Linked DNA regions of Mus musculus: regions 1, 2, 4, 5 and 6 are each linked to region 3. A link is a loop called in an ENCODE intact Hi-C map of the cell type or tissue named here. Cell type or tissue: heart. All regions are shown on one strand. Region 1 overlaps Rfx2 (regulatory factor X, 2 (influences HLA class II expression)). Region 2 holds the start of Gpr108 (G protein-coupled receptor 108). Region 3 has its middle 23 kb from the start of Adgre1. Region 4 has its middle 2.6 kb from the start of Vav1. Region 5 holds the start of Gm46589 (a long non-coding RNA gene). Region 6 holds the start of Slc25a23 (solute carrier family 25 (mitochondrial carrier; phosphate carrier), member 23).

Evidence for each region. A loop is a pair of places that touch in the nucleus more often than their neighbours do. Peaks named below come from ENCODE experiments on the same cell type or tissue, not always from the same donor. Only the 100,000 strongest peaks of a DNase experiment are listed, where the experiment ranks them.
Region 1: it touches region 3 in a loop (3-fold over the local background); 11 of 42 quality-filtered maps call a loop at or near these places.
Region 2: a loop joins it to region 3, with 9 times the contacts of the local background. A loop is called at or near these places in 13 of 42 quality-filtered maps.
Region 4: a loop joins it to region 3, with 7 times the contacts of the local background. A loop is called at or near these places in 19 of 42 quality-filtered maps.
Region 5: a loop joins it to region 3, with 10 times the contacts of the local background. A loop is called at or near these places in 28 of 42 quality-filtered maps.
Region 6: a loop joins it to region 3, with 2.7 times the contacts of the local background. A loop is called at or near these places in 3 of 42 quality-filtered maps.

The regions. Positions count from the first base shown.
Region 1 is chr17:56,806,410-56,811,409 of GRCm38, reverse strand. It overlaps Rfx2 (regulatory factor X, 2 (influences HLA class II expression)), which reads left to right. Exons shown (of 17, transcript NM_009056.2): 2 at 3,085-3,176. The coding sequence starts at 3,093. Among named protein-coding and RNA genes, the nearest start is that of Gm41604, 15 kb to the right of the region's middle. In heart, a CTCF peak has its summit at 2,712 (motif pointing left); DNase peaks (open chromatin) are centred at 979 and 2,719; H3K4me3 peaks cover 357 bases; H3K27ac peaks cover 1,981 bases; H3K27me3 peaks cover 1,214 bases.
Region 2 is chr17:57,246,509-57,251,508 of GRCm38, reverse strand. Gpr108 (G protein-coupled receptor 108) reads left to right here and starts at 3,820. Exons shown (of 17, transcript NM_030084.4): 1 at 3,820-3,998; 2 at 4,626-4,745. The coding sequence starts at 3,873. Trip10 (thyroid hormone receptor interactor 10) reads right to left here and starts at 2,058. Exons shown (of 15, transcript NM_001242389.1): 1 at 1,938-2,058; 2 at 652-767; 3 at 498-554. The coding sequence starts at 1,961. In heart, CTCF peaks have their summits at 2,010 and 3,021 (motif pointing left); DNase peaks (open chromatin) are centred at 1,488, 2,058, 3,028, 3,738 and 2 weaker places; H3K4me3 peaks cover 4,754 bases; H3K27ac peaks cover 4,256 bases.
Region 3 is chr17:57,333,063-57,338,062 of GRCm38, reverse strand. No RefSeq gene overlaps it. Among named protein-coding and RNA genes, the nearest start is that of Adgre1, 23 kb to the left of the region's middle. In heart, CTCF peaks have their summits at 2,181 (motif pointing right) and 3,120 (motif pointing right); DNase peaks (open chromatin) are centred at 2,172 and 3,112; H3K27me3 peaks cover 396 bases.
Region 4 is chr17:57,274,025-57,279,024 of GRCm38, reverse strand. No RefSeq gene overlaps it. Among named protein-coding and RNA genes, the nearest start is that of Vav1, 2.6 kb to the left of the region's middle. In heart, a CTCF peak has its summit at 1,989 (motif pointing right); DNase peaks (open chromatin) are centred at 2,014, 2,754, 3,454, 3,754 and 3 weaker places; H3K4me3 peaks cover 2,602 bases; H3K27ac peaks cover 665 bases; H3K27me3 peaks cover 2,146 bases.
Region 5 is chr17:57,094,086-57,099,085 of GRCm38, reverse strand. All of the region lies in intron 3 of Gm11110 (predicted gene 11110), which reads left to right. It overlaps Gm46589 (a long non-coding RNA gene), which reads right to left and starts at 2,966. Exons shown (of 3, transcript XR_001782170.2): 1 at 2,266-2,966; 2 at 2,115-2,179; 3 at 1-791. In heart, a CTCF peak has its summit at 2,332 (motif pointing left); DNase peaks (open chromatin) are centred at 2,355 and 2,805; H3K4me3 peaks cover 933 bases; H3K27me3 peaks cover 1,090 bases.
Region 6 is chr17:57,058,728-57,063,727 of GRCm38, reverse strand. Slc25a23 (solute carrier family 25 (mitochondrial carrier; phosphate carrier), member 23) reads left to right here and starts at 3,865. Exons shown (of 10, transcript NM_025877.4): 1 at 3,865-4,207. The coding sequence starts at 4,055. It overlaps Crb3 (crumbs family member 3), which reads right to left and starts at 1,497. Exons shown (of 4, transcript NM_177638.5): 1 at 1,355-1,497; 2 at 962-1,133; 3 at 30-91. The coding sequence starts at 1,034. In heart, a CTCF peak has its summit at 3,061; DNase peaks (open chromatin) are centred at 3,117, 3,257, 3,997, 4,567 and 2 weaker places; H3K4me3 peaks cover 4,086 bases; H3K27ac peaks cover 1,714 bases; H3K27me3 peaks cover 2,518 bases.

The DNA.
Region 1 (5,000 bases), 530 kb after region 3:
GCAGCCCTGGAGAAGTGGAAGCTGGAGGTTAGGAGTTCAAGGCCAACCTCAGCACTCAGTGAACTCAGGCCTACTGGAGACCCAGTCTCCAAATGGCAAAAACAGGGCTGGCTTCAGGCACTGCAAAAGTTCAGCTGAAGGAAATCTTACAAGGGTGGCCGGCACTTGGCAAGGGCGCCCCCGCCCTTGGACCTCTGAGCCCTCTCTCCACTCAGTGTGTGGGTGTCTGTGTGAGTTCAACCTCAGGCTTCAGAGGGTTGATAGCCAGAAAATGCTGAGTTTCTTGGTATCCCTGGGGACCCTGACCCTTCCTGGGGACATGGGTGACTGTCACACAGTGTGACTGGCATGAACAGTGCTCAGCTCTCTCAACCCTGATGAATACCAAGAGGCAGGCAGTTCAGGGGCATGGAAGAGAAGAACTCAGTTCCACAGTGGGGAGGGAGACAAGATGCAGCCACCATGGCCAGCCGCTACAGTTGCCAGCATCACCTTCAGGTCCATGCTAAGCAGGGCAGCCCCCAGCACAGGTCACCAATGCCCAGTGTCACACACAGGCCACTTACTCCTGAGACCTCAGGTCACAGGGAACCAAGAGAACTTGTCTGTAGGGGAGCTGGAGTGTGGGCCCATCTGGCTGGACCTGTCCCCCTACTCAGAGCAGGGATACAAATTGCATTGGTGGGTAGGACTCAGGTGCCAGTCTTGCCACCAAGACTAACAAAGACCAACTGAGGCTTGATTCCCCCACAGCAGAGCTTAACCAAGTGGCAAGTGACAGAGTCACAGCACCCCTGGATGGGTGGATAGAGGGGTGGGGATAAAAGAGAGAGAAATTGCTTAAGGTCACAGTGAGTCAGGACAGCCAGGAACCCAGCCCAGAAATGGCTCACAGCCTCCCTGCCCTTCCTTGCCTGCCCACTTGTTGCTAGGCAACCCAAGATTTTTTTTTCCCCCTGTAAACAAAGGGCGCTTCCCCAGCAGATCCACCTGGCGCCAGGCCAGACCCCAGCGCACTGCAGCCTGTGCCTGCCTCTTGGAGTCCTTGGAGACAGCAGGAGACTGGCCACTGCAATCTGCCATCCAGCAACTCCACTTGGGCACTCTGTCAAGTTCAAGGTCAAATGCACAGACTGGATTAGAGGCTGGTCTTGGGGAGACTTGAGGCCTTCTTTTGGACCATTGACTGGCAGTATGTGGTAGAGCTGGGTCACCAGGGAACCATGAGCCAGGCTCAGAGAGGCAGGATGACAGAGTGCTCTCAGGTTCCTGAGACCCCCATAGGGGAGGAAATCAGGTGAGGACAGGTAGAGAAAGCCAGGTCCCCCCAGGAGAGAACTCAGGAGAGGCAAAGAACCAAGCAGAGAAGCAGAGGGCCAGTGAGCAAGACTCCCGTGCCCAGCAAGCTCAGCCACACCATTGCTATTGCAGTCCTTCCAGCCAGTACACACCAGAATGCACAAGCACACACACACACATTCACCCATGCAGCAAATGCATGCACATATACGTACACACACATTCGACACACCTAACTGTAGCTTATCAACCTCAGTTTGACATCTGTGGCCTTCCCTTATTGAATGACAACCTTTAACTTTTTCACTTGACTCAGATACATCCCAGCTTCTCTCTGGCTTGCCAGCCACTAGTGTCATCCCGAGGTTCAGGTGGAATGAGGAGAGGAGGGCACACTTGAACTTCAGCTCTGGGCTCCTTGACAGTTGATCCCACAACCTGGGCAGCTCCTGAGTGAGGAGGGTGGTGCATACTGTGAGGACTCAGTAGCCACAGAGGACTCCCATGCTGAGTACAGGGACAGAGAGACCCAGCCTGGGCAGGGGACATGTTCCACGTGTCCCTCAGGGCTAGTACCTGTGGGCCCACTGAACTTCCCTCATGGAAACCTCATGCACCATGCAGCAGTACCAACAACAAACCCACCAGCCATCACTGGCTGTTATCATCTCTCCCACCTGAGACCTGGGCCACCCCAGCCCATCTTAGTACTGGGACCAAAGACATGATCAACCACACCTAGTGTGTGTGTGTGTGTGTGTATGTGTGTATGTGTGTGTTTCTGTCTGTCTGTCTGTCTGTCTGTCTGTCTGTCTGTCTCTTTGTATGAATGAGGTGTCCATTGTTCAGACACGGAATGGAATGGAAGCAACTGGGTGTTACTAGATTTGTTCATTTCAGACATTCTTGTGAGTCTTTGGTGACAAGTTTTGTTTCATACAGAGCCTCCCTCACTCAGTAGTCCAGGCTGCCCTGAAACTCACCTTGTGGCCCAGGCTGGCCCATGAACTCCAGGAACACTCCCCCTGCCCCATCTCCACCTCCCATCTCACAGTCACTGAGACTCCAAGATTCTTACTGGGTTCTGGGCTCAGAACTGAGAGGTCCTTGAGCCTTTGAAGGACTCTTTGCTGACTGAGCCGTCCTCCCCTCTGTCGGATTAAAACACTGAATTTGATTTATTCATTCATCAGCTTAGTTACTCATTCCAGTGTGTGTATACACAAAAGATTTTTCTTACAGAATACTTTTTGTTTTATGTTTGTAGCCCAGGCTGGCTTTAGACTCCTCATCTTGAACTCCTTACGCTCCTGCCTCCCTCCGCTTGTGTCCTGAGCCACTCCAAGTGCCTTCCCTCTGGAAACCGCTACACTGACGCGCATCACTGTACTGCGTGGTTCTGGCTCCATCTAGTGATCACCAATGGGGCAGCACAGGCGGGTGCAGAACCCAGTGTCACCAAACAGGGATTCATCCCCTCTTCCTGTGGGCACTCTATGTCATAGGCTGTCTCCAGTGACTGTTGAGACAGGAGCTTATTGACTGAATCTGAGACCGGGGTCCTCCTGCCCCTCTCCGCTTCTGGGGCTATAGGCACAAACACCAAGCCTGCTTTTTACATGGGTTCTGTGGATTTGAACCTGGGTGGTCACTGTTGGTGCAGTGGTCGCTTTCTTCTTGGAGCTGCCCCCTGCCGCCATCAGTGATCATGGCTGCTCAGCTTCAGGGCCATGGGCTGCAGGTGTGTGACCCCCCGACACCTCACCACCACTCTCTCTGCTCTAGATCCCAGCATGCAGAACTCCGAGGGAGGAGCAGATTCGCCAGCGTCAGTGGCTCTGCGTCCTGCAGCCCAGCCCATGCCAGCCTCCCCACAGGTGACTGTGCCCGCCCTGCCATCCCGGCACTCTTTGAAAAGTGCCACCAAAGAACCATGACACAGATGAGGAGAGAACACACCCCACCAGTCAACTGGCTCTCGCTCTGGAGAGCTTCTGTGCCTAAGGAAAAATAACTGAAAAATTCAAAGTAGAGAGAAATCTTAGGATGCTCCCCAAAGCTCCATTCAACCCTCCTCCTCCTCCATCTCCTCCATTTCCTCCTCCCCCATCTCCTCCATTTCCTCCTCCCCCATCTCCTCCATTTCCTCCCCCATCTCCTCCATTTCCTCCTCCTTCTCCATCTCCTCCATCCCCTCTCCATCTTCTCCCCCATCTCCTCCATTTCCTCCTCCTCCTCCATCTCCTCCATCCCCTCTCCATCTTCTCCCCCATCTCCTCCATTTCCTCCTCCATCTCCTCCATCTCCTCCCCATCTTCTCCTCCATCTCCTCCATTTCCTCCTCCTCCATCTCCTCCATCCCCTCCCCATCTTCTCCTCCATCTCCTCCATCCCCTACCCATCTCCTCCTCCATCTCCTCCATCCCCTACCCATCTCCTCCTCCATCTCCTCCATCCCCTCCCCATCTTCTCCTCCATCTCCTCCATCCCCTACCCATCTCCTCCTCCATCTCCTTCTCCCCCTACCTCATATTAGAAATGGAGCCCGGGGTCTTGAATGTGCTTCCCACCCAGCCCAGATTCATTCTTGAGAGACGTCCACCACTGTTTTCTGTAGCCATGAGCACACCAGCCTTCAGAGTAAAGTGTGGGGCAGGACACATGGGCATGCCAGGCAAACTGAAAGGTCAGGGACACAGGCATAGGACACATACTAACTTATTTTTTCAGAGAGCCAAAGGAGGGGAAATTAACAATAGATAGGCAGTTACCTTCAGATGCTGCCCTTTGTTTCTCCTGAAATGCTGGTGATGAACCCAGTGCCTTTACACGTGTCAGAAAAGGGCTCCATCACAAAGCTGCTCACCTCGTCCACACCCCTCCAGCTCCTTACATGCTTTCTGATGTCGTGACCCTCCACTGCCCAGATCGAGCTGCCCCATCACACTCTCAGTGTTAGCAACTCTGTGCCTCTGCTTTTGTTCTGCTGATCTGTTGAAACAAGGTCTCACTATGTAACTCAAGGCTGACCTGGAACTGTCAGCAATCCCCCTGCCTCAGCCTCACCCCTTCTTCCACCCTGAATCCTGGGATTACAGCTATTTATCATCACATCCAACCCAACCCCTAGTGTTTCAGGGGATGTGTGTGTGTGTGTGTGTGTGTGTTTGTTTGTTTTTGTTTTGCTCTTGTTGTTTGAGACCACGGCTGATGGTGCCTGAGGGCAGTTTCTGCAATGCTGAAAATGCCCTGCAAACTACAGCCCTCACTCTGTAATGCACTCTTTCTTCAAGTTCTCAACTACTCTCCTGCCTCGGCTTCCCGAGTGCTGGTATTGGAGGTGTGTGCCACAATAGTGGAGGGGATGTGCTGGGTGTGGACACAGGCTACCAGGTGAAGGTGATGGAGGCCTCTGTCCCTCTCCACCTTATTGTCCTGAAGCGGCGGCTTTGACTATAGCTGGCCTGGTGGCCAGCAAGCCTCAGAGGTCCTGTTGTCCCTGCCTCCTGTACACTGGGATCATAGGAGCTTGTAGCCACACCTGGCTTTCTGTGTGGGTGCTGGGATTCGAGCTCACATCTTCATGCTGTGCAGCAAGGCCTCTTACCTAGAGCCATGTGCGCATAGCCCTTCCTGACTACCCTTTAACTGAGAAGGGATTGGCGCAATATAAAGTGAACCTCGTGAAAGTAGAAGGGTTC
Region 2 (5,000 bases), 87 kb after region 3:
CAAAGTCACTGATACATTAAAGCTCTTGGGTTAAGAGACCAGTCCTGGCTAAAGGGAGTAACAGGACAACCAAAACCTTATCTCAAAGATAAAAACTCGGGTTGGTGACGTGGTATAAGGGGTAAAGGTGCCTGTGGCTAAACACCAGAGTCTGATCCCTGGGATCCACATGGTGAGAGGCAAGAACTGACTCCTTCAAACTGTCCTCTGACTTCCAGAGGACTTGCGTTCTGTGGATAAGTGGGTGCATCTCGCTCTCCAAAATATATAAAGAATAAGAAGCCCCCAAATAACTCAGCTACAGCACAGTGAGGGGAAAATAGAAGCTGAGAATTTACAAACCAAAAAGGGCTCCCTGCTGGAAGCGAGTAAATTCCACCTTAGGACATCCAGACTAACAGGAGGTGGGACTGGAAGTGTGAGGTAGAGTGGCCTCTAAGAAGGTGAGAGACCTGCGCCTCCAGCCCCTCCCTCGCCCCTCCCCCTCCCATTCTTACTTGACTTCAGGGTCATCTTTGGTAGGTCTCTTGGGAAGATACTTTTTCACCAGGCTCCTAAAGGTTGGGACAGAGGCAGGGAGGCTAAGAACGCGGACCTCCTGCGGTCTCCCCTTGGAGTCCCAGAGCAGCGAGCACCCACCCTCATGCTCACCGGAGTTGCTTAGCATAAGCCTGCTCCACCTCCGCGCGTTCTTTCACGAACTTCACGTATTTGTCCAACAAATCCAGCCCCCACTGCGTGTGGCGTTCCAGCACCTCAAACTGATCCTGATTGCAGGAGCGCGATTGGGGAACGTTAGGGTCACCTGGGTAGGAGGCACCGAAATCCCAGCGACCCGGAACAGCGGAGGTGGGGTGGGGTGGACAATCTCTCGGGGCTTAGCGGTTCCAGCAAGGGCTGGCTGGCTTCCCCAGGCGCCGCCCCGGCGTGGCGCAGGGGAGGCAGGAAGCTGGCGGGAACCCCCATGTCCTCCTCCAGGGAAGGGCCTGGACAACACGGCCAGGGCCCCAAACCAGACAGCAGGGTCTCTCGGAATCGGGGTGGCCAGCAAGGGTGTGGAAGGAGGCTAAACCACGCCAGTTCCCTCACCCCTCCTCTAATCCCCTCCAAATTCCAAAAAATCAAGAGGGCTTGGCACAAAAATCAGGCACAGAAGGGATGAGTTCGTGCAGCTCAAAGTGCGTGGAAGCAGGGTCGGGGGGCCTCTATGGCCAAATTTCCCCACTCGCCAAGATCCCCCGGGATCCTCAGTTGAGTGACTCAGTTTCCCCTGCTTCTGTGATGCCTCCACTATAGTGGCTCACCCCCACTACATCCTAAGATTGCACCGCCTCCAGAAAGAGGAGGGGTCAATAGTCCGACAAGGATTCAGGGAAACTTCTAGGGCTTCCTGGGTGAGGTTAAGAGGCGGGTAAGGGGTGGCTCCGCCCAGCGCCCGGGGCCGAGTCCTATAGCCCCTTCCCCTCCCCCTCAGCGTTCCAATTGTAAGCGGGGAAGGAACCCGGTAAGGCCCCACGTGGGACAGAAGGTGACCAAAGGGTCCCCTCCCCCTCCCAGCCGGACAGGCGGGCGACGGGCAGGGACCCAGGGGCCGTAAGATTAGCCTCCAAGCCAGGCCAGGGCGCTCAAAATAGGTGACCTCACCCAGCTGTCCCCCCTCCCTGGCCTGGTCCAGGGACTTCTTCAGATGGTCTTCCTCTCAACTCTGTGCCTCAGTTTCCCTATGCGGGTCCTGGGCAAAGTATCCCTACGTCCTCGGGGCGTCTTGAAAGTCCCAAAGGAACTTTTGAGTGAGTGCGGAGGGCAGAGGGCGGGGACCCAAGGGATCAGCTGCAAGGGAAAGCGTGGAGTCCGGGCTAAGGTACTTCGGGGACAAAGAGCGGAGAAGCCAGGACCCCAGCAAGGGAGAACCGTGGGAACTGGGGAAAAAGACTCACCCACAACTCGGTACCCCAATCCATGCTGCTCTTGCCGCCCAGGACGCCACCGCCTCCTGCCCGGGTCTCCGCCGCCCTCCACCGGAGACTCAGCCCCAGGGCAGTGTGCCCAACCTCGCCCCGCCCCGCCGCCAGGCCACGCCCACCAGCCTAGATTACAACGCCCCTTCGTGCCTTTCCACGCCTCTACTCTGCCGAGCCCCCAGCGGGGGGCTCTGAGGGCGGAGTCCAGATGATGCCCCGCCCCCCATTAAAGGGCCATGCGCCACCTCAAAGTACGCCTCGATTAATTTTCAAAATTTGTACCCCATATTTCTCTCCTCTGCCATCCCAAACTATTCATCCTTTCCTTTCAACTTCGCATTTTTTTTATAAAGGGTCAAGAGATCAAAACCCCAAATCCAAGCAGTCTTTCCCACGTGTCCCCACTCCATGGCAGGGAAAATCTGTGGTTGGTCATTAGGCTCTTGCGGGGACCTACTCGGCTCCAGAAATCTCCATTTCGTCTCACTAATAGTCTGTTTCCCTCCGGCCACAGAGATGGGATGACTTCGATCTTGCCCAGGATGCACATCCAGCCAAGGCCAGGTCCATTAGCACCCCCCAACACCACCGCATCCTGACTTCTCTTCCTTCCCGCCAGAGTCTCCTCTGAGAAACAGAGGACAGGTTGTCCTTTGGGCACCGTTCTGGGCTAGGCACACACTCACACACACACACACACACACGCATGCACGCACAGCACCGCGCACTTGCACTTGACTACACATTTTCCAGCCTCATTCAGTATGTAAGGCCCAAATCAGAACTGCCTCTAGATTCTGGGACCCTGGGGCTTAGGATTTCGGGTCCTCCCAATCATAAAAGTCCTTTCACGCCTTGTAAACCCCCTTAAGGCTCCCGGATAAAAGGGAAGAGGCCCTGTTGGCTCCCACCCCACTCTCCCTGGCTGTAGGTGCTTTCTCCGCCGCTACGCAAGTGTCAAAACACCATTGTGTTGCAGCTAGAAGAGCAGTCTAGACTTCTGAGGAAAGACGCCCTGGAGCCAGTGCTGGAACTGAGGCTCCAATAGGCCTTGGCCCCACCTGCTGGTGGCTTGTGGGCTAAGCTCTGAGATGTAAAGTGGGGTAGAGGGATGGTGGAGGAGGGTGGAGAAGGACTCAGAGTCCCAGTGACGAAAAAGGTATCACACTACGGTGGGAAGCTTCGCGCCAGGGTCAGCAATCTAATTAAGAGTTGCAAGCTACAACTAGGATCCAGCAGCTGGGACTCTTCCAGATCTGAGGACTCAGTAGGAATTGAGGAGCCTATGTTTCAGTTTGAAGTAGGGAACTCAGCTGCTGCAAGGTTACGCCTAGGGCGGAGTCTTCAGGTAGGACCTACAGCGGCATTCAGCCGAGGATTAGAGATCAGCATAGTGCGAAGAATTTTAGGCTTTTCGGTGGCCCAGCAAAGTTGAAACAAGGTAAGCTCATAGACGCGTACGTTGACTAAGTCTCCACTTCTGGCCGGGAGCAGGGTATCGGGGAAGTGAGGGGTGGGAGAGGAAGTGCGTCCTTGGGAATACTGGGAAATGTAGTTTATGCATGCTTCGTTGCACGGATCTGCTCCCTCTATATTCTGGGTAATGTAGTCTTGGACCGTTAAGAGTTGCTGAAGGAATTCCGCTTTAAGGGACGGATATGGGTTCCTGGATCATTGGTGAATCGTCCTGTTCCTCAAACTACATCCGGGACAATCTGTTTAGCGATTGGAGAGTATGAAAGCCGGGGCTGAAAAGGATAAGCACGCCCATTTGGGAGGCCTTCTGACAATCAAAAGAATCTCAGTTGCTAATTGGGTGACTAGACCACGTCGTGCGACTATTGGCTGAAAAGTGGGTAGGCCTTATCAGGCGTCAGAGGCTGTGTTCGGGGGGCAGTCGCAGCCCCAGAGATGGCAGTGAGCGAGAGGAGGGGGCTCAGCGGCGAGAGCCCAACGCAGTGCCGATGGGGATACTTGTCGCTGCTGGTGCTGACGCTGAGCGGCTGCTCAGGCCGTATCCACCGGCTGACTCTCACAGTGAGCCCCGCAGGCTTGGCCTCGTTGTCTCCCCCCATAGCTCCGCCGGTGGATGGAGCAGCCGCACCCCCCACTGCAGGCCGCTAGTGGTCTCGTCCCGGGGTCTCCCCGCCCGGTGCTCGTAATGGGTTGGCCTGGCTTAGAGGGCGGGGCTTCATCTCCTGGGACCCCTGACTCCTGGCGCTTAAACTTTCAGGGAACACTTGGTAACAACCATAGGACCTGGGAGGAAGGGGTACCACCTGGTAGGATCTTCCTGGAATTCACTTAGGGGAGTGACAGGAGACTACTTTCAAAATTTAGCCCAGATAGAATCGAAAACTTTTCTGGAAAGTCGAAACTAGTCACACCAGCCTATGTAGCCCGCTCTCGGGGTGGTGCACGTCTATATGGGGACTGTCATGGGGTTGCCAGGGTTTCACCCCATGGACACACAACCCCACCCTCTAGCTGCCTCGGACTGAAGTAGGAAAATGTCACCAGCACCAATACGATGTACCCAGGAAGGCTTTCTCACATGCTCCTGTCCTGAATAAAAATGTATAGAGACGCTCAGGGAAACACGCCGTCGTGCTGGACTTGGTGGGGAGAGTGCCCTTGTGCCACTGTGTCTTTGGTTTCCTGCAGGGGGAGAAGCGAGCTGACATCCAACTGAACAGCTTCGGATTCTACACCAATGGTTCCCTGGAAGTAGAGCTGAGCTTACTGCGACTCAGCCTCCAGGAGACAGAAAAGAAGTTGCCAAAGGTGAGGGGGCTCATGGGAGGACTCAGTGTGCAAGTTCTGGGATTCTGTCTTAGCTCTGTCCCTCACCGGTGTGATCTGTGGCCAGTCTCATAGCCTTCCCCACCTGTCACCTAAGAATGAATACAGTGTCTCATGCAGTCTGGGTTTGAGGGTACAGATTTGTCATCTTAGTGTCCCTGCTGGCTTAGGCAGGAGGATCAGAAATTAGCCAGCCAGTATATATGTAACATATATGCATGTATATAATGCATTTTA
Region 3 (5,000 bases):
GCAGACCAACCTTAATCTTCTCCATCACGCAGCATCCACTGTCTGCTTTAATGTATTTTTCATTAGTTCTTTGAGAACTTCCTACATGTGCTCCCCCTCCCGCTCCCAACTCCTCTCGTCTGCCCACCATTATCAACTTGGTGCCCTCCCTTGTTGGTTGGTCTTCTAACCTCCTAAGTCAAATCTGTGCCACTCACATGTGTTTTCCTAAGACGGGGTCTTCCTCGCTACCCTAGAATCCGCAAGTCGAGACATGGATCCTCACGTTTGTGGAGCGAGCACTGGAGCAGCTGGGCCAGCCAGCACGCTTCAGGAAAAGCACAACCATCCACAGAGACGCTGGTTTCTAATTAGGACTTCAAACGGATCCAGGTTCTGTGTGTGTGCAGCCTATCCCTCAATCCCACCGGCCTCCTCTCCACCTCCCTTGCTGAGGAGACTCCAAAGTACACAGGCTGTGTGGTTTATTCCGTTCCTTTTTTTTTTTTTTTTTTTTTTTTCCTCGTCGGGTGATGCACACCTTAACAATTTGGTACGTAGATTACGAGTGAAATGGTGACCTCTCGAGGCAGTTAGCATCCCCCTCCCCTTCAACCATCGCCTTGTCCTTTCTCATGTGTTTGTTTGTTTGTTTGTTTGTTTGTTTGAATGTGTATCCTGCTGTGTGCATGTGGAGGTCAGACGTCAGCTTTCAAGAAATGGTCCTCACCTTCCACCACAAGAGTTCCAGAGGATGAACTTGGGTCATCAGAAACTGACAAGTGTATTCACTACTGAGCCCTGTCCACACACACCCATTTAGTGGGGGAGGGAGGAGGGGTTGGTTGGTTTTTGGTTTTGGTTTTGGGGTTTTGGGTTTTGGTTTGGATTTTGGTTTGGGGTTTGTTTGGGTTTTTTTGGTTGGTTGGTTGGTTGGTTGGTTGGTTGGTTTGGTTTGGTTTGGTTTTTTGTTTTGTTTTGTTTGTTTGTTTTGTTTTGTTTTGTTTTGTTTTTTGAGACAGTGTTTCTCTGTGTAGCCCTAGCTGTCCTGGAACTCACTCTGTAGACCAGGCTAGTTTCAAGGGCATGTGCCTGCCTCTGCCTCTCTCTCTTTCTCTCTCTCTCTCTCTCTCTCTCTCTCACTCTCTCTCTCTCTCTCTGCCTCTCTGCCTCTCTCTCTCTGTCTCTCTCTGTCTCTCTCTGTCTCTCTCTCTCTCTCTCTCTCTCTCTCTCTCTCTCTCTCTCTCCCTCTCCCTCTCCCTCTGCCTCTGCCTCTGCCTCTGCCTCTGCCTCTGCCTCTGCCTCTGCCTCTGCCTCTGCCTCTGCCTCTGCCTCTGCCTCTGCCTCTGCCTCTGCCTCTGCCTCTGCCTCCCAAGTGCTTGGATAAAAGACCTTTGTCACCACAGCCAGCCTAAGTTTTTATTAAAACAGATACTGCTCACTCTAGCTGAACCTCGTGGTGCAGGTTATGAAATCTCAGATACTGGGGAGGCTGAGGCAGGAGGATTATAAGCACAAATCCAGCCTTGATCTGCTACATAGAGAGACCCAGGCTGTGGGGGGAGGGGAGGCTCAGTCAGTAAGTGTTTGCTAAGCAAGCAAAGCTCCCTGAGTGAGCTCTGCACACCCTCACTTAAAGTCCAGGCATGGAAATGAAGTTCTATAATCTAGCCCTGGAGAGAGGGAGGTGTGGAGATCAATGTATCCCCAAGGTGGCCAGCCTACTTACTGAACTCCAGGGCTATAGAAGAACCTGTCTCAAAAAAATAAGGTGGAACCCTCTCCCCAAGAGGAGACAAGGAAGACTGTAAGAGCCAGAAGTCAGGCACGACTGAAGCAGGATCTCGGTACTAATAAACTACAGCACCTGTGGCTGCTGCTTATAATCAGACCAGTCAACCTTACAGCAGGAGTTGGAAGGGCTCATGAGCCCACCCTAACTGAGGAGCTGGACAGTTGATGGCTGCTGATGGAGGGAGAGGCAGTTTTCTTTAAACTATGCCCCTGACCCCGCAGGCTGACCATGCCCCAGTGGATAGCCACACACCAAGTACTACATGGACACCCCAAATTAAACTGGATGGGCTATTTAAAATTTAAAAAGAAGGCATGGTGTTGTAAGACGATTTGGATGACAGCGGATCTGGGAGGAGTTGGGGAATATACACAGTTGAACCCAGGGGCCATATCACTCGTGGACGCTAGGTGGCAGCACAGGGCTGCAAGTGAGCGCTGTGTGGTTAGACTGCAAAGTGTTCCTTGAAGTGAAAAATGGGGGCCTCGGCGCCACAGACAAGGAAACACAGCCTGCTGGAGTCTATGCCTGACTTCATAGGCTGGAATTCCACCAGTACAAGGGTCATTGTTTCGGATAAATGCATTTCTCTTTTAAAAAATAATAAAATTATCCAGAGTACCAATTCAACAAATGAAGCTCAGATCCACCTAGAAATCACTAGAGATAAAAATAAGTTGTAAACATTTTTTAAGAAAAATATGTAACAATAAATTATTGAAGGGTAGGGGCTGTGAGGTGGCTCAGCAAGTAAAGAAGTTTTGCACCTAATGACCTGAGTTTAATCTCTAGGGCCTACACGATAGAAAAAGGGAACTGACTCCTGCACAATGTCCTCTGGCCTCCTATTGCTCTCGGGATACTCACACACTCGTTCACACAAACACAAATCAAATAAATTTAATAAGAAACTAAGCCGGGCAGCGGTGGCGCACTCCTTTAATCCCAGCACTCGGGAGGCAGAGGCAGGTGGATTTCTGAGTTCGAGTTCGAGGCCAGCCTGATCTACAGAGTGAGTTCCAGGACAGCCAGGGCTACACAGAGAAACCCTGTCTCAAAAAAATAAATAAATAAATAAATAATAAAAATAAAAAACAGAAAAGAAAATAAACTAAAAATAAATTGAAGACACCATATCATCCAGTAGTGCCGCTGGCCATTCCTTCTAGAAGACTGGGTGGAGATGCCAGAAATACCAGGGTCCCTTCCTGGGGGCCTCTCTAGGCTCATATCCACAGACTTGTGAGTAAACACGTGTGCACACCCACAAATAAACTCAATCTCTTCCGTCTTTCCTCCCCTCTGCAAACGACCCGCCCAGCTGCAGACGTTGTGTCATTACCGCACATGTCCGCGAGGGGGCGATCGTGCCTTTAACGTCCAGCTGTCTGCCTCGGACCGGTCCTGCTTGGATGTCTGCCCCTGCGTTTGAAGCTTATGTCCGATTTCCCACATCTTCATCCATGTTTTTAAATCCCTAGAACAGTGTAGGGAGAGTATTTTGAGGACTGGCCTAGTTTCTGTTGCTATAATAAAATATCCTGACCAAAAAAAAAAAAAAAAAGGGAGCTTTGGAAGCTAGGGGTTGAGTTTACAGGTCTAGATTACAGCCCATCTTTGTGGGGCAGTTAGAACACACACCTCAAACAGCTGGCCGCGTGACAACCACAGTCAAGAATGAAGAAGTGAAGGCCAGCATGCTCATTTCTCCACAGTTCTGGATCCCTGCCTAGGGAATGGTGTGGCCCACTACAGGCTGGGTCTTCCCACATCAATCCCCCACAGACCCTACAAGTCAACCCACCGTAGGCAGTCACTACAGCAAAACGTAACTTGAGCTGACTAATACAAACTTCTGCCACCCTGAGCCTTAAAGATGGACTGAACACTCTGGGCATGGCTGGAATGGCTCCAAGAGCAGATTCGTGACCTCTAACTCCTCAGCATCGCATGATTCAGCCTTTCTTTTTCATGGGAGAACCATGGGAGCAGGCAGCATTCTGTTACCATGGTGCTTGTGATGGTTAACCTTGACTGTGGACTTGAACTTGAACTTGAATCAGCTGAGAGACGTGCTTCTGGGGAAATTCACGGGGGGACTTTGCCCCTTCCTGGAGAGCTCCTCCACTCTGTTACTGCCCCTGTGTTGTTCCTACAATCCTTATCTGACATGCATTGAAGACCTGGGACCCTCCAGAAATCCCCCCACCCCAGGCCTTCAGATCTGGACTTTGCAGCACCCACCTCATAGACTGGGCTGCTACCAGGTTCTCGGCCTTGGCAGCATACAGGCAGCCATTATAGACTGCCCAGGCTGTATCAGATAAGCCAGACGAACAAATCTTCCTTTGATACCTATTGATTCTATCAGTCCTGTTCCTCTAGTGAACTCTAATGCAGTTCTTGAAGCCCGCAAATCCAGTGACTCTCCCTACAGTGAAGGCAGACCCTTCAGACGTGATAAGCATTTCAGACCAGACTCCTGTGCCATAGTCTATCGTTGGCCAAGAATGTGTGTGAGACAGCACTCGGGCACTGACTTTCCTGAGAGAGAACCAGGCAGTGCTGTGGCCTCTGTTAGCCACTTGACCAGTAATTCTCAACCTTCTTAAAGCCGTGGCCCTTTAACTCAATTCCTCAACCACAAAATTATTTCCTTGCTACTTTGTTAACTGTAATTTTGCTACTGTTAGGAACTGTAATGTAAATATCTGATGTGCAGGATATTGTGATATGCAACCCCTGTGGAAGGGTCATTCAACTACCAAAGGGGTTGTGACCACTGCACTAGGGTGCTGAGAACACAGCTTAGCCCTGAGACTCAGCTTTTTTTAGTGTGTGTGCTATGTGGGATGTACTCACACCTGTAATTCTACATATGCAGGTGCTTATACCGTCACAGGTGTGGAGGCCACTGGAGGCTAACACTCCCCACTCATTCCCCTGATACCTAGTCTCTTGCCGAATGCAGAGCTTGGCTGACAGCCAGAAGTCCCAGCAATTCTCCTGCCCAGGGTTGGCCAAGCCCAGATCTTTCCTGAATGCTGGGGACTCAAACTCAGGTCCTCATGTTTGTGCAGCAAGAACTCTGAACCTCTGAGCCTTCTCTCCAGACACATCACGATGCTGTGCCTTCAAAAAAATATGTCCCTGACTCTCTGGTAATGTACCGTCAATTTTCCAGGGGGTGAGATGACCTCCAAGTCCATTATGTCTCAACCAACAT
Region 4 (5,000 bases), 59 kb after region 3:
AGCATCTGCAGTTACGCCCTCACAGCTTCCACTCACTGGTGTGACCTCGTCTTTCTCCACCTACACTGAGCAGACCTGGGCACCTGCTGAACTAAGGTGCCACTATCTCATCCAGCCGTAGGCACCTAGGCTGTCACCTCCTGTCTCCTCCTGGTCCCCAGTCTACGGCCCTGATCTCTCACAGCCTTTTGCCCCTGCAGCAGCCAAAAGGGACCACTGAACACTGAGTCAAGTCTCAACCATTCTTCCACCACCCATAACCCTCCTGGTTCAACCTTGCTTTGGGGCCAAAACTCATGTCTTTCCTGCACCCCACAAGGCCCTGTTCACCCTGCCCCAACCCCTGCCAGCCTCTTCTCCTCTCTCTGTTCTTCACTCCCTGACCTCCATCCTGCCCCAGGGCCTTTGCACTTGTGCCCACCACCTGACAGAAGACACTAATTCACTCCATCACTTCTTACATGTTACTTTTTGATTACTGAGTGCTCAGCCATAGATGGGACATCTATACCACCACCAGCCCGAGGCTCAAGGGAGAAGGAACAGAAAGTCGGTAAGAGTCGGGGGCGGGGGATGTGAAATGCTATCTCCAGGGCATACCCATGGCCACTACGCTCATGAACTCCGTGCAGTTATGGTGGCAGCACAAGACAAAGCCAGGAGGGAGCCAACATGCCCACAGGCAGCAGTAATGGATGCAAAGGGTTACAAAAGAGCAAGAAAGTGGGGATAAGGTAAAGAGAGTCCACTCTCATTCGGAGTCAGAGGGGAGTTGAGGGTGGGTAGGACGAAGATAGGTTGTTAACATGTAGGAAACTGCCAACAAATAGAACTATAATAAACATTAGAAAATATATTCTACTTTGAAAGCCATTTCACTTTTATTACATATATATATGTGTGTGTGTGTATATATATACATATGTATGTGTGTATGTGTGAAGGTACATGTGGGGCACAGTACATGTGTGGAGGTCAAAGGTTAACATGGGGGAGTAGGTCCTCTTTTTTTTTTTTTTAAAGATTTATTTATTTATTTATTTATTATATGTAAGTACATTGTAGCTGTCTTCAGACACTTCAGAAGAGGGGGTCAGATCTTGTTACGGATGGTTGTGAGCCACCATGTGGTTGCTGGGATTTGAACTCTGGACCTTCGGAAGAGCAGTCAGGTGCTCTAACCCACTGAGCCATCTCACCAGCCCAAGGGAGTAGGTCCTCTTTCCACCATGCAAGCCCCAACGATTGAGCTCAGATCATTAGGCTTGGTAGCAATCACCTTTGCCCACAGAGCCCTCTCACCCTCACCACCCACTTTTCCTTTTTTCTTTAAAACTTGTATGTGTGTGTGTGAGAAAGAGAGAGAGAGAGAGAGAGAGAGAGAGAGAGAGAGAGAGAGAGAGAGAACACTATGGCGTGTGTGTTGAGGTGGCAGGACAGCCTCAGTGTAGACCCTCTCTTCCACATACTTAACATAGAGTCTCTCTTACTCCTGGGCTAACTGCTCCTGGCTAGCTGAACTTCCAGAATTGTCTCTGCCCCCATCTCGTCTTAGGAGCACTGAGATTAAAGAGCACAGACTACCTCCTCCTGCTTTAATTGTGCCCTAGGGATTTGAACTCTTGTCCTCTCATTTGAGTAGCAAGCATTTGACTGAACCATCTCCCCAGCCCCCAAATGTCATTTTTTTTCCCTTAAGTCTTCCTAAATTTTAAGCCACAGCCCTCCTCCACCCTTAATTATCATACTATAAGCCCACCTTCCCTGCTGTGAGTTCTCGTCCGAGTCAAGGTCACCAGTGCCCTTCCCTGTCATTTATTAGTTGATTTGTCTAACAAATATGTACTGCTTTCCTGACCATAGCTTCTCAGGAACTAAAATTACCTTGGCAAGCAAGCCTCTCCCTGACTAACCCACCAGATTCCAAGCCGCTTCCTTAGCACCCCACCTTTTATCCTTATGGCCTCTAGGCGGCGCTAAACGGCTTCACTGGACCAGCTTGAGTCTCATTTACGCACTGAGGATATGGGTAGGGGTGGGCACAACCTGAAAACCCTCCCGTTTTGCAACCTTACAGGCGAGGACAATTTCTATCCCCTATTTTTGGCGTCTGTGACTTCCTACGCGTCCTCTCCCTCTTCTCTAAACCGGGTAACAATTTGTTTTCTTTGCACGCAGTTAGGGTAGGAAGGCCAGGCAGTGAAAACAAAACAAAAACGAGAGGCAGCTGGAGAGCGCCCACTAGGTTTCTAGATTCGAATTCCATCTCCACCACTTCCAAGCTGAGGTACATTTGCACGAATGGCTTAGTTCCTCTCGTCTCGTGCTTCGATCTCTCCATAGAGAAAATGGGGGTGAATGGTACACGTCTCATTCCTAGGAGGATGTAACTGAAAACTGAGCCGTTGAGACAAGAGAAGGCAAGCCGAATTGTCTTGGTTTACCGTAGGAGTTTAATGAGGGCTGCCTCTATTATATAGAATACTTTACTAAAGTCTCATGTAGAGCTCAGACTGACCTTGAACTTCGTGATGTATCTAAGGCTGACGCTGAAATCCTGATTCCTGCGTGCTGGGCCAGTGTACAAACGTGGCCTTTGAATAAACGTAGTATTGCCTCTCTTGCCGCAAATTCCCAACCCTCGACTTCCTCTAACTCTTCTCCAGCCATCAGGATACAGCCCCACCCCCAACCTGAGAAAAGATTCCCTCTTTCCTCGTCCTGGTCCCAAAATCCAGCCCGATCCCGTCTTTAGCGGGAGGCTGTCGCCTTTCTCACAATTCCAAACCGGGGCGGGGGCGGGCCTGGAGGAAGCTGCAGGTTTGACGCCACAGCCCCAGAGCTGCCCTGAACCGACTTGAATCCCTGGGGATTTGGAGAGACAGCCTCAACTCGTTCAGGGAGACATGGCATGTAGTAAAAGTCATTCCAGAGCTTGAGGCTGGCCCTCAGTGGGCAGGGCGCTCTCTCAGGTCAGTCCCAGCCACCACATAAACCAGATATGGCACACCTGTCATCCCGGCTCTCAAGGATCAGGAGCCTAAGTCATCCTCGGATACATAGCTGAGTGCTATAAAGGAGCTGGGAGATAGGAGAAAAAAACGAAGAGGAAAAAGAAAGAAAGCGTAAAAATCGTTCTAGTTTCCCAAACTTCAGCACTAGTGGGGCGTGGCCGTGAGGAGGTGGGGCGTCTGTTTAAAGAACTGGACAGTAAGTAAGGGCCACTTGGAGATGCCAAGGAAAAGAAATAAAGAGAACAAGACAAACACGCGCGCGCGCACATGCACAGGCGCGCGCGCACGCACACACACACACACACACACACACACACACACACACACACACAGAGGTTCAAAGGGAGCGCGGCTTCCGACGGGGACTTGTTCCAAAGGGGCTGGTTGAGCGCCTGGGAGGTTCCTATGGAGGCGGGGCCTGACGGAGAGGGCCTCGATGGGGCGGGGCTTATAGGGGCGGAGCCAGGGGCCGGGGCTGGGCACCAGCCAGGTGAGGGCAGCGGAGGCTGGGCCTAGCTGGGGTGTGGGCATTTCGCTGCTCAGCGGCTGAGCCTTCAGGTTGAGTCCCGTCGGATTCCCCGAGTCCCCTCCAGGTAAGTGAGGAGGTGGTCGTTGTAAGATCCCGGGCTCCCTACTGGTCAGGGTGGAGCCATCAGCCCTTAGGGAGAACCGGAGGATCTATCCAAGACAGTCTGCGGGCGCCGGAATAGCTCTCCAAGTGAATAGCCACGCGTCATGCGTGTCCGGGAACCCAGGCGTGTCTTAGGTGGCCCTCGCGCAGCTCCCAGCGTGTTTCCTGCTCTCTGCGGAAATACTCTTGGCTTCCACTTTCGTGTACGCCATCGCAAATCCGGATCTGCCCCTCCCTCCCTGGCTGGCTCCAAAACCTTTCCTAAACTCCCCTGTGGTCACTGGCTAAAACGGGGCGCGCCTCTTACTGAGTGGTCTCCCCTCCTGGCCTCTTTTTCTGGTCCACTCCTCACCCACATCAGCATTTTGGTCCTGTGAAAAGATCAAAATTAGCCCGTCTAACCGCCTCACTCTTCATTCTCCATACCCCACCACCACGGACCTCTCAGGCATCCCAAAACTTGCCTCAATCTAAACCTAGGTCTCAGCTCCCAAGTTACCGCCTCCTTTCATACTTAAAGAACGCCAGTCCGCGTGGGGCTGGCAATATAACTCAGCTGATGAGGGCGCTTGTCCCTAAAGCCTGCTAGCCTGAGTTCCGTCCCTGGAACGCACGTGAAGATGGAAGGAGAGAGCCTTTTCTACAGATTTGTCCTCTGACCACCATCCTCGAACCTGGGCACCCGGTCTGTCATTTAAATTAATTTTTATATAATGTAAATGAATTTGAATGTTGTTTATTTAAATAAAATTTAAATTAAAAAAAAAAAAGCCTGCTCCCCCTAGCCTTCCTTCTCGAATCTTCCTGTCTCATGGCTTAAACCAGGAGGGACCATTAGAAATTATCTTCGTTCATCTCTCTGTTGGTTGTTGGTTGTAGCTGGAATTGGGGTAACTGAGCTTCCAGGGACAGGCTGATACACAGTAGGTCTTAAATCATCCATATCAGCTTAGTGTGAAAAGTGAGACCCCCCAGATCCCAACTCCACCTGAATCTGTGGAGTGTCTGCTGGAGACTACACCCCTGAATCTTTGTGCAGCTGTGCACAGACACAGTAGACCCACAGATCTCCCTCAAGTCTGCCTATTCCCTTCCCTGTTTCCCCACCCCTACGCTCCCCCGCCCAAGTAAATTATCCCCCAAAAGACCCAGACAATGACGACTCCATCGATTGAGATTTCCAAACTTGAACTAGAGTTTGCGCCTGCCCCCATTCCTCCATTGGCTACTGGAGAAACAGAAAATTCTATATGAGGTGTGAAGTTCAGGACCATGGGGAGTGGGAGGGGGCGGAGTTACCTAGGTGACAAACAGGAAGTGTGCATATTTTGGAGCACACCTGGCTTTAGGTATGC
Region 5 (5,000 bases), 240 kb after region 3:
GGAGGCAGAGGCAGGCGGATTTCTGAGTTCGAGGCCAGCCTGATCTACAAAGTGAGTTCCAGGACAGCCAGGGCTATACAGAGAAACCTTGTCTCGAAAAAAAAAAAAAAATACTACCTCAAAATTCAAGGTGTCCACAGTGAGGGAGCCAGGATGTTGTGACATACAGCAGTCACTCAGTAAGTTCAGCCATCCTTGCCACTGGCAGCCTACACAGCCTAGCATGTGTCAGTGACTACATGTGGACTTTGAAACACTGAAATCCAGTACACAAATCCTGCCTCTGGGTTGACCCGTGAGGATGTTTGAAAGGATCTACACAGAGCCAGAACTCTGGAGGCAGAGTTAGGAGGATCAGGAAGGAGTTCAAGATCAGCCTCGGTTAAAAGTCTAGTTGGAGGCCAACCTGGTCTATGTGAGACCCTTTGACCAACAGCAAAGCCCATAACAGCAAAAAGTGCAGAGAACGGAAATGATCTCTCCAGTCTTCAAAAGGGAATCGTTCAGATTACCATTGATGACATCACCAGTCACACAACAGCAAAGACAGCTCATGCCTTTGAACCACGGGGACAGGATCTTCCAGTTTGAGCAAAGAGTCAGCATTACAATTGCTTCCGGAGGTTTGTCCACACTGGAGTCTGTGGTATGGCTCTAGCCTGCATTTCCATGTGTACAAAGTTTTGTTTGGGTTCCTCTTCTTCCTCTGCCTCCTCCTCCTCTTCCTCTTCCTCCTTTTCTCCTTCTATCTTCCTCCTCCTTCCTTTTAGCCATGAACAACCTGTAGTCAACTAAGCACCCAGAAAGAAAGAAAAGGTGACCATAGCTTTCTGGAAGAAGGAAAAATTTAACATCAACAATAAGTTCTTCCCTGAGAAAGATGGGGGAGTGGCTGAGCAGGCTGGGGACCCCTCAGAGGTTGATAAGAGCTAACTCAGTGATGGGAAATCAACCAAGCTGAGTAGAAAGGGAATCCCAGCCTGACTATCATCTGTAAGGGATTCCCCAGTGCTGCCAGGGGAAGTAGCCATTAGACAGCCACAATTAGACAGAAACACAAAGACACCCACAGCCAGGACATAGAACAGACACAGCAACCACAAATACACCATAGCCCCCTGGGCAGGGGGAGAGAGAGAGAGAGAGAGAGAGAGAGAGAGAGAGAGAGAGAGAGAGAGAGAGAGAGAGAGAGAGATCATTGTCAAACACACTGAACAGCCAAGGTGTGGTGGTTCATATCTGTCACCTGAGCATTTGGGATGCTAAGGTAGGACATTACACAAGTCTGAGGCCAGCCTATGTATAGTTTCAGGCTAGCCTTGGCTACAGAGATAGACCCTGTCTCGTGAGGACAGAAAGAGAGGAGAAAGGGAAATAAAAGAGGTATGGAAAGGGTTGAGGTAAGAGTACTCCTACTCTGCTCTTTCAGATAACCAGAGTTAAGTCCCCAACCCTCACATGGTGGCTCACAACCTCCTGTAATTCCAGATCCAAGGGGATGTGACACCTCTTCTGGCAGCAATAGGCACTACACTCACCTGCACTTACCCTGAGACACACATATACACATAAATACAAGTAAAACTTTAAAACTTTTTTTTAATATGCCAGGCATACATAGCTCAGCCAGTGACACTTGTTTCATAAGCATGGGGACCTGATTTGATTTCCCAGCACCCCTGGCTTGTTGTTTTGTTTAATAATAATAATAAGAGCCGGGCGTGGTGGCGCCACACGCCTTTAATCCCAGCACTTGGGAGGCAGAGGCAGGCCGATTTCTGAGTTCGAGGCCAGTCTGGTCTACAAAGTGAGCTCCAGGACAGCCAGGGCTATACAGAGAAACCCTGTCTGGAAAAAAAAAAAAAAAAAAAAAAAGACAAGCTGTCAAGTGCTTATAATCTTAGTCTGGGAAGGTAGACAAAGGAGGATTCCTGGAACTCATTGGCAAACTATTCTAGACAAATAGCTGGACTCCTCAGACCAGTGAGAGATTCTATCTTAAAAAAAAAAAAAATAAATAACAGTGAGGATTAGGTGGCTCCATGGTTAAGAACACTGGCTGCTCTTGCAGAGGACTCAAGTTCAATTCCCAGCAGCTATATGGCAGCTCAGACCTGTCTGTAACTCCAGTTCCAAGGCTTATGACACTTTCACACAGACATACAGGCAGGCGAAACACCTATAAAGACAAAATAAAATAAATTAAAAAAAAAAGCAAACAAACAACAAGAACAAAACCAATACTCCAATAAAACATCCAGGTACCAGATCTGTGAACAGAACTCCCTCCTACTCAGCCTTGGATCCCAGCGCGGGACACACGCGCCCCCTTGTGGACGGCATCCTCGCCCTAGGCTGTATGAGATGCAGGTGGAAGGGTCTGCCCCCCAAACTTGCCGAGCCTTGGAAGAACTTGACATCAGAACCTGGAAGCCGGGAGGACCACCAGCCCGAGGACCGGAACCCAGAGAAGCCTGTATGACCGCGAGATACGATCAGTGAGGATGTTGTAGGAGGAGGCAGGTCACTATGGTTCCTACAGGGCCAGCATCAGCAACACGAAAGTGGCCAGAGCCCATGGTGCCACTTGAGAGTAGACTCTGGTTTCCAAGCCCATACACTTCTCCTTAGGCTCCGTCCACTTCCCAGTTGTTACTCTCTAAACCTTCATTTGCAGTCCCTCCCAATGGCTCCTTCACTTTCTCTAGCCCCACATCCTTACTTTTCAGCTGTGTACTTCCCAGGTCCCTCTCACTTCTCAATCTCTATAGGTTCCTCCCACTTTCTTAGCCCCTCCCAGCTGCTCTGTCATTCTCTCTACGCCCTGCCCACTTTCCCCAGTCAACAGCTTCCTCGAGGTTGTGGATTCCCACTTTTGACGTCATTCTTCCAGCCTACTTCCCGCTCCCTTAGCTTCCCAGGCGGTTCAGTTCTCTTGCCTCGCCTGCTTCCCTGCCAATCTCCAAAGACCCCCCTCCGCCCCCCCCCCCCCCCCTGCTCAGGCCCTACCGGGTAGGCTTAACAGACTTCTCTATCAGCCTCCCAGAGCCCGCCCTGGTCCTTCCCACATCCCCCGCTGTTCTCCCTATTCCACCGGACTCTAACAGCCTAGGAAAGAAAGCTTGTTTCCCATCGGACCTTCCTCAGAGACTACTTTACTCCTTCGTCCACCTGGGACCTGGTTAACGGCAAGGCAGTCTAAAATGCCTCCACCTCCTTCTGTGCCTTACAAATTCTCATTCCAGCTGCTGGACACGCCCACCCTTATTCTCTTTAAAATTTAGTTTGCTTTTATTAATGTGTAATGCGTTGTCTATGAGCGGATGCTACAAGTGTTCAGAGAGGCCAGAGGAGGGGGTCAGATTCCCTGGAACTAGAGTAATTATGAGCAGGGATTGAGTGCTGGGGACTGAACTCTAAGCCGCTACAAGAGCAGCAAGTGCTCTTAGCCACTGAGCCATTTCCTTAGCCCCCGCCCCCAATTCAGAAGACCACCATACCTGCATATGGCCCAGCCTTGAGTCCCACTCTCTGTGGGATGATGGGGACGGGGAGGCTGCCTGCCCCAGGGTGTGCACTTGGACTGTGTGCCTACCCATTCATGTGGAATGCAACCAACGTGTGTTTGTGTCATCGAAGGTCAGCTGGAGAAAGGGACTCTGCATAGCTTCCAGCCCATCACACTTAGCATACACAGGTGTGTATCTTTTGGTGTGAGAGTGTGTACCGCATATCTGATCTACCCTGTTGGACCAAAAATCAACTTGAGGAGAAAAGCGCATGGCCCACTATCCAGGGGTGAACTGGAAATAACCTAGAAGCAGAACTAAGGCAAAGACCATGGAGGACATGAAACACACCCACTCCCTCCTGTCTGCCCAGCCTGCCTTCTTTTCTTTTTTTTTTTTTAAGATTTATTTACTTATTTATTGTATGTGAGTACACTGTTGCTCTCCTCAGACACACCAGAAGGGGACAAAGATCCCATTACAGATGGTAGTGAGAGCCACCATGTGGTTGCTGGGGTTTGAACTCAGGTCCTCTGGAAGAGCAGTCAGTGTTCTTAACCGCTGAGCCATTTCTCCAGCCCTCAGCCTGCCTTCTTATGCAACCCAGGACCTCCTGCCTAGGAGATATCACTGTTCATATGGGCTGGACCCTCCCACATAGATCAGAAATCAAGAAAATGCCTCACAGGCCTGCCCACAGGCCAATCTGATGGACTTAATGCTGTCTGAGTCACCCATACTGCCTTAAGCAACCCCTTACCCAAGTGTGTCAACTTGACACAAGGTAGAGTCATCAGAGAGGAGGGAGTCTCACTTGAGAAAATGCCTCCATAAGATACAACTGCAGGCAAGCCTGAAGGGTATTTTCTTTTCTTTTTCTTTTTTTTCTTTTTTTTGGGGGGGTGGGGGGTGGGGGATAAGACAGAGTTTCTCTGTGTAGCCCTGGATGTCCTGGACTCTCTCTGTAGACCAGGCTGGCCTCGAACTCAGAGATCTGCCTGCCTCTGCCTCCCAAGTGCTGGGACTAAAAGCATGCGCCACCACCGCCTGGCCCATTTTTAATTTCTTATCTGACTGTTTCACCTGCCTATATGCCTGTGCCTCAATGTGTGCAGAACCCATGGAGGCCAGAACTGGGCAACAAATCCCTTGGAACTGGAGTTACAAACATCTGTGAGTCACCATATGGGTGTGGCAAACTGAACTCTGGTCATGTGCTAGAACAAGTGCTTTTAACCTCTGAGCCATTTCTCTACCCTCCTTGGTTGTTCTGAGACAAGGGCTCACTATGTAGCCCTAACTACTCTGGAACTGACTCTGTAGACTAGGCAACCCTCAAACTCCCAAATGCTGGGATCAAAGGTATATACCACCACACCTGGCTGGGATTGCCTCTTTGTTTTGTTTTTGGTTTTTTTTGGCTTTTTGATGCCCTCTCTATCTGGCTAAAAAGCCCAACCAGGCATATGTGGTCCAGGACTGAATAAGAAG
Region 6 (5,000 bases), 270 kb after region 3:
CTCTTCCTTCTTACACCTTCCCAACTCACCAGGCCCCCGTTGGACTCATCACCTGGGGGTTGAGTTGTGCTATTTGTGAAAGGGTCCGGTGCTGTGGAACAGAAAGAGAAAAAAAAAATCCATGCTGGGGTCTTCTTCACTAGTTATCACTTACACACCACTCAGTCAGACCTTGCAAAACGCCTTCCAAAGTCTCCAGCTGGAATTGAGGCAGCAAGTACAGCCAGGCCACCCACTCCACCCTCGGGTGTGATGCTGGTTTCTCTGGCCACCCTCAGCCCAGCAGGTAATAATCTGACCACCCAGAGTCACCATTGTTAGCCTATTAGAATAGATGGCTTCCAGAACCGTGTCCCCCTCCACCATCACTCCGGCCCAGAACCCTTAAGGACCTGGGCGGGGCTCAACCTTTCCCAGGAGTATGTGACTCACAAGGTCCCCCCACCCCCCAGGCTCCCGAAACTGGAACTAGAGACTGAGGGAAGGTCTGGCTGGGTCCACACCTACGGAGGGCCAGCCCTGTCAGCTGGGCTCCCTCCAGGTCCCCCTGACTGCTTAAGACTCTCAACTATGCAGACTCAGGTGCCCAGGCTCTCCCTCCCCTCCTCCACCTCTGGGCTCTGCCCAACAACCCCCAGCTCCTAAATTCCACAAGACTTAAGGACTCAGGAATTCTAGGCTGCGGGTACGGAGCGTTCAGAAAAACGCTGGTTCGAGCCTCAGCAACGTTAAAAGAAAAAAAAAAAAAAACTGGAGAAAAAAAAACTGGAAAAAAAAAAAGTTCGCAGGTCAGCTAAACTAATTTGAAATTCAGCCCTGAAGCTTTCAAACTTGGTCTCCAAACGCATTCCAAGCTCATTCCTCAGACCTGTCGCCCTCTCTGGGTCGCAAATGCCCGGCACTTCTGAGTTCAACCCGGGAACCCTCCTCCCACCCGAGCGCTGCCCCGGACAGTACCTACCTGTTAGGCTCCAGCCGGAGGGCAGCATCGGCAAACCAAACGCCAAGAGCACCCCCAGGCCTGGGGTCGCCATGAGTTTAGGCGACGAGTTGGTGACGCCAAGGACAGGACTTCCCCAAGGCGCCAATTCCTACCGCATCTTGGGTCGAGGAGGGCACCTGCGACCCAGGACCTGGGGACCAGACCGGGGTGGGGGGGAGAGGGCGCAGCATAGGGTGAGGGGCTGGACTCAGGCTCGGGGCCCAGCGACAGGCAACCCAATCTTGGAGTGCGCTCCCCGCCCTCGGCGCCAAGGGTCAGAGATTAAAGATTAACTCCCCGACCGCATTCTTGGGCCAGGAAAAGGGAAGGAGGAGGTGGGGACAGGACAGGCTGCGCGCCCTGCCTCCCTACCTGACTCCAGCGTCTGAGAGGGACTTCGCTCAGGTTCCCAATCCCGGGTTCCCAGCTGGAACCCCGAGTCTCCGTCCTTCACCCGGTCGCTCCAGATCCCACCCGCCCCGCCCGCTCACGTGACCCGGAAAGTTTAGTCACCCACCTGGGCAAAGAGCGCACTTCCGGCTTGTGCACCTGAGCCTGGCTGAGAGGGGCGGGGCGAAGAGGGCGGGGCCGCGCCGCCAGAGCACCTGTAACGGGAACCCCATTGCGACCCGGAGCACCGCAGAGGGCGGAAATGAGCAGGTGTAAGCACAGGGGTGCATACCCCGGCGGGGGGCGTGGCGACACTCCAGAAAGATACACACTTATAAGAGGCGGGCTCCGATGGGAAACACTGAAGAACTCACACCCTGAAGTCAGACCTGGGAATGCTAACCTGTATTCTAAATGTATTCTGGAGGCTGAGGCAGGAGGACCCCAAGTTCAAAGCCAGCCTGAATAAACCCTATTTCAAAAGTAAAAGGGGCTGGGAGCGTGGCTCGGGGCCAGAACCCCTGCCTTAAATGGCCTAGTGAAGGTCGCCTTCCAAGAATGTCTTAGTGATTGGATCGCCCCTTACTCAGCCATGAATTCCTCCTTAGCATGCCTGAGACCCCTGGGTTCCATTTTCATCCCATAACCAAAAAAATCAACCAACCTGTACAGGACTAGTTTTGTAGAAAGATACATGTAGGCTTGTAGTCAGAGTGTAATCAGAACACCTGCTTAGATTAAACCCGTGCGGTATTAAAAAAAAAAAAAAAAAAAAAAAAAACCGGACAAAGATCTGTGCAGAATCTCGCCCAGCTTAACGGAAGGCCTTATGTCCACACTGAAGAACATCCGTATGAGGTCCACCTGCCAGGGAAGTGTCTGTGAGGAAGCATGGATTTGGGGCGTCTGCGCAGAAGTAGTGATGTCCCACGGCACCCACACAGAAACTCTTATGCATGGAAACATCTGGTAGCTGGTAGAGGGAGTGGGTGGGACTTTCACCTGTTCACCACAGATGTATGGGCACAGCTTGGGTGGGGACCGCATGACCTCTGGATGTATCTTTGGGTAAAAGGTGGTCATGCACCGGATATGATGGCACGTGATTGCCGTCCCAGCAACTGGGATTCCGAAGCAGGCGAACTGCTGCACATTCAAGGCCAGCGAGGCTACAGAGACCTTGGCTCAAAAGGACAATAACAACAATAGCCATAGAGCTGCAGCTGGAGTTCTGTGGCTAGTTTATCTAGCACATACAAGGCTATATACAACACCCATTGTAGTGTAGCATACGCCTTAGATCCCAGGTGGAGCTCTGTGAGGTCCAGATCAGCCCGGTCTACATAGTAAATTCCGTGGCTACATAGAGAGACTGTGTCTTTGAACAAGAAAAATAAATAAATAAATAAATAAATAAATGAGGCGTCGTCCCTTCCTGGGAGTGGTGGTTTAAACTCTGTTTAAATCTCTGCTCTGGCCCTAAATGGGAATCCAGACTAAGATTTGAAGCTTTTGATTTCTCCACTGTAGCGTGGGAAAAGCTAGTGTCACCTACCTACCTCACAGGGTTTGGGGTAGGTTCGTTACTGAGCAGCGAGTGAAGGGCTCTGGCATGCGCAACGCACTCAATGTGAGCTCTTATTTATTATTCGCGGTCAGACGGACGCCCTTCCCCCTGACGGTGAGACGAAAAACTGCACCCGAAACTTGTGGGCGGGACTTCAGCAGGTGCAACCACAGCCGCCGGCTGAGGCCCCGCCTCCAGAGCCCCTCCTCCTGATCGTTATCTTTAGTGGCGCGGGAGATACTGGTCCGCGACTCCCTTTCCAGGCAGGTCTGCAAAGAGCAGCCTTCAGAGAGTCTGAATTGGGGCGCGGCCCCTTTAAGAATGCCTAGCGGGCTGCGAGCTGCGGGACAGGAGGCCGCGGCGGGTCAACCGGGAAGCCCCGCCTAGGTAGAGCGGACCGCCGCAGCTAGGGCGCATTGACCAATAAGGATTTAACTTTGCAGCCGCGCCGCTCGTTGACCTTGCGTTTCTCTCTCCGAGTGTCACCAAGAAAAGGAGGCGCGCGGGCGGAATGAAGTGTTGGGGAGGGAGCCCACACCTCTTTGTTGATCTGCTGTTTCTATCATCGACTGGGGAATCTAACTAGAGCAGGCGGGCGAAAGAAGCTTTTAAACTGGTTCAGAATTCTTTGCGTAGACCTGGGAGAAGCAAAAACTTGAATTTCTGATAAGTGATCCGTTAGAGAGGAAGGTGTAAATGAACAAGATTACGAATCCAATTCCTGACAATTCCCTACCAAAACCATTTAAGGAAAAAAGGGTAAACTGAGGCAAGCAGAGTACTAAGACGGTTGCCTCTCCTACCGTCCCAGGAATGCGCTGTCAGATGTGCAAAACCAGAGCCTCCTAGAATGCTTCCCCACGCCCCCTGCTCCGCCCCCAGCCCCCTCCCCCAAGTAATGCGGGTCGGAGGAGGAGACCAAGTTCTGGCGCGGGCGGGGACGACTAGCATTTATCACTTCCAGCAAGTGCCGGAGCTCGGCCCCGCACTGAAGAGGCTGCGGTGCGGGTGGGCGCGGGAGCTGGCTTTGTGGGGACCCCGGGGGGGAGGGGGAGCCAGAAAGCCCCCGCCGAGGCCGTCGCTGCGGGGCCTCCCCTCCCCCCTGGGCGGGCGCCATGCGGGGGGGCTCAAGCGACGCGGAGCGGCGGCAGCGCTGGGGTCGCCTGTTCGAGGAACTAGACAGCAACAAGGACGGCCGCGTGGACGTGCACGAGTTGCGCCAGGGGCTGGCCAGGCTGGGAAGGGGAGATCCGGACCGTGCACAGCAGGTACTATGGGCAGCGACCACCGCGGCAGGATCCGCCCGCGCCGTAACCGGTGCCCCTTAATGCCGCGGCTACGGCAGCCACAGGCTACCTGTTGGCTGGACCCCACCACCTCTGTCTAGGTTCCCTTCCCTCTGTCCACCCGCGTCTGGCCTGACGTCGCGAAACAGGGCTGCCAAGGCTCCAGGCCTGCAGTGGCTGCGGTTGCCAGGACCCAGCGGCCCCTCCCCCCCCCACCGCCCCCTCCCCCACCCCCTGTGGGATGCCTACTGGGGGGGATGGACTGCAGAGCGGGACGCTTTCCCCTCCACGGCCCAGAGCCAAACCCTCCTCTGCTCTGTGCACAATCCGAGGGGTGACCCGCTCCCACCTGCAGCTAACACAACTTCACATCCTTGCTGGAGCACACACAGAGCCCCTAGCCAGCTCTCCTAGTCTCTTATTTACATTTGCTGCCAGCCGGCTCTTTCCCGGACCTGGCCAGTTGCCCCAGGCTGCTCCAGCTAGGGAGTCAGTCCATCTGAGGTCACTCTGCTTCTACTGGGGTCTGACCTGTCTAGGAAGGAATTTGAGGTAGGGGTGCAGTTTAGCAGTAAAGTGCTTTCCTGGCATGTGCAAAGGTCCTAGGTTCTAGCTCCAGTATGGGAGGTGGCAGTGGGGAGCAGCAAAAACTGGCCCTTTCTCCGTGTGACAGGGGACATGGAGCCCCTAGCCTTCCCTAAAACAGACCTATTGCATTTTTGTTGACCTTGAGTCTAAGGTCCAACTTTTGGATAGGAATATAAAGAGGCCCCAT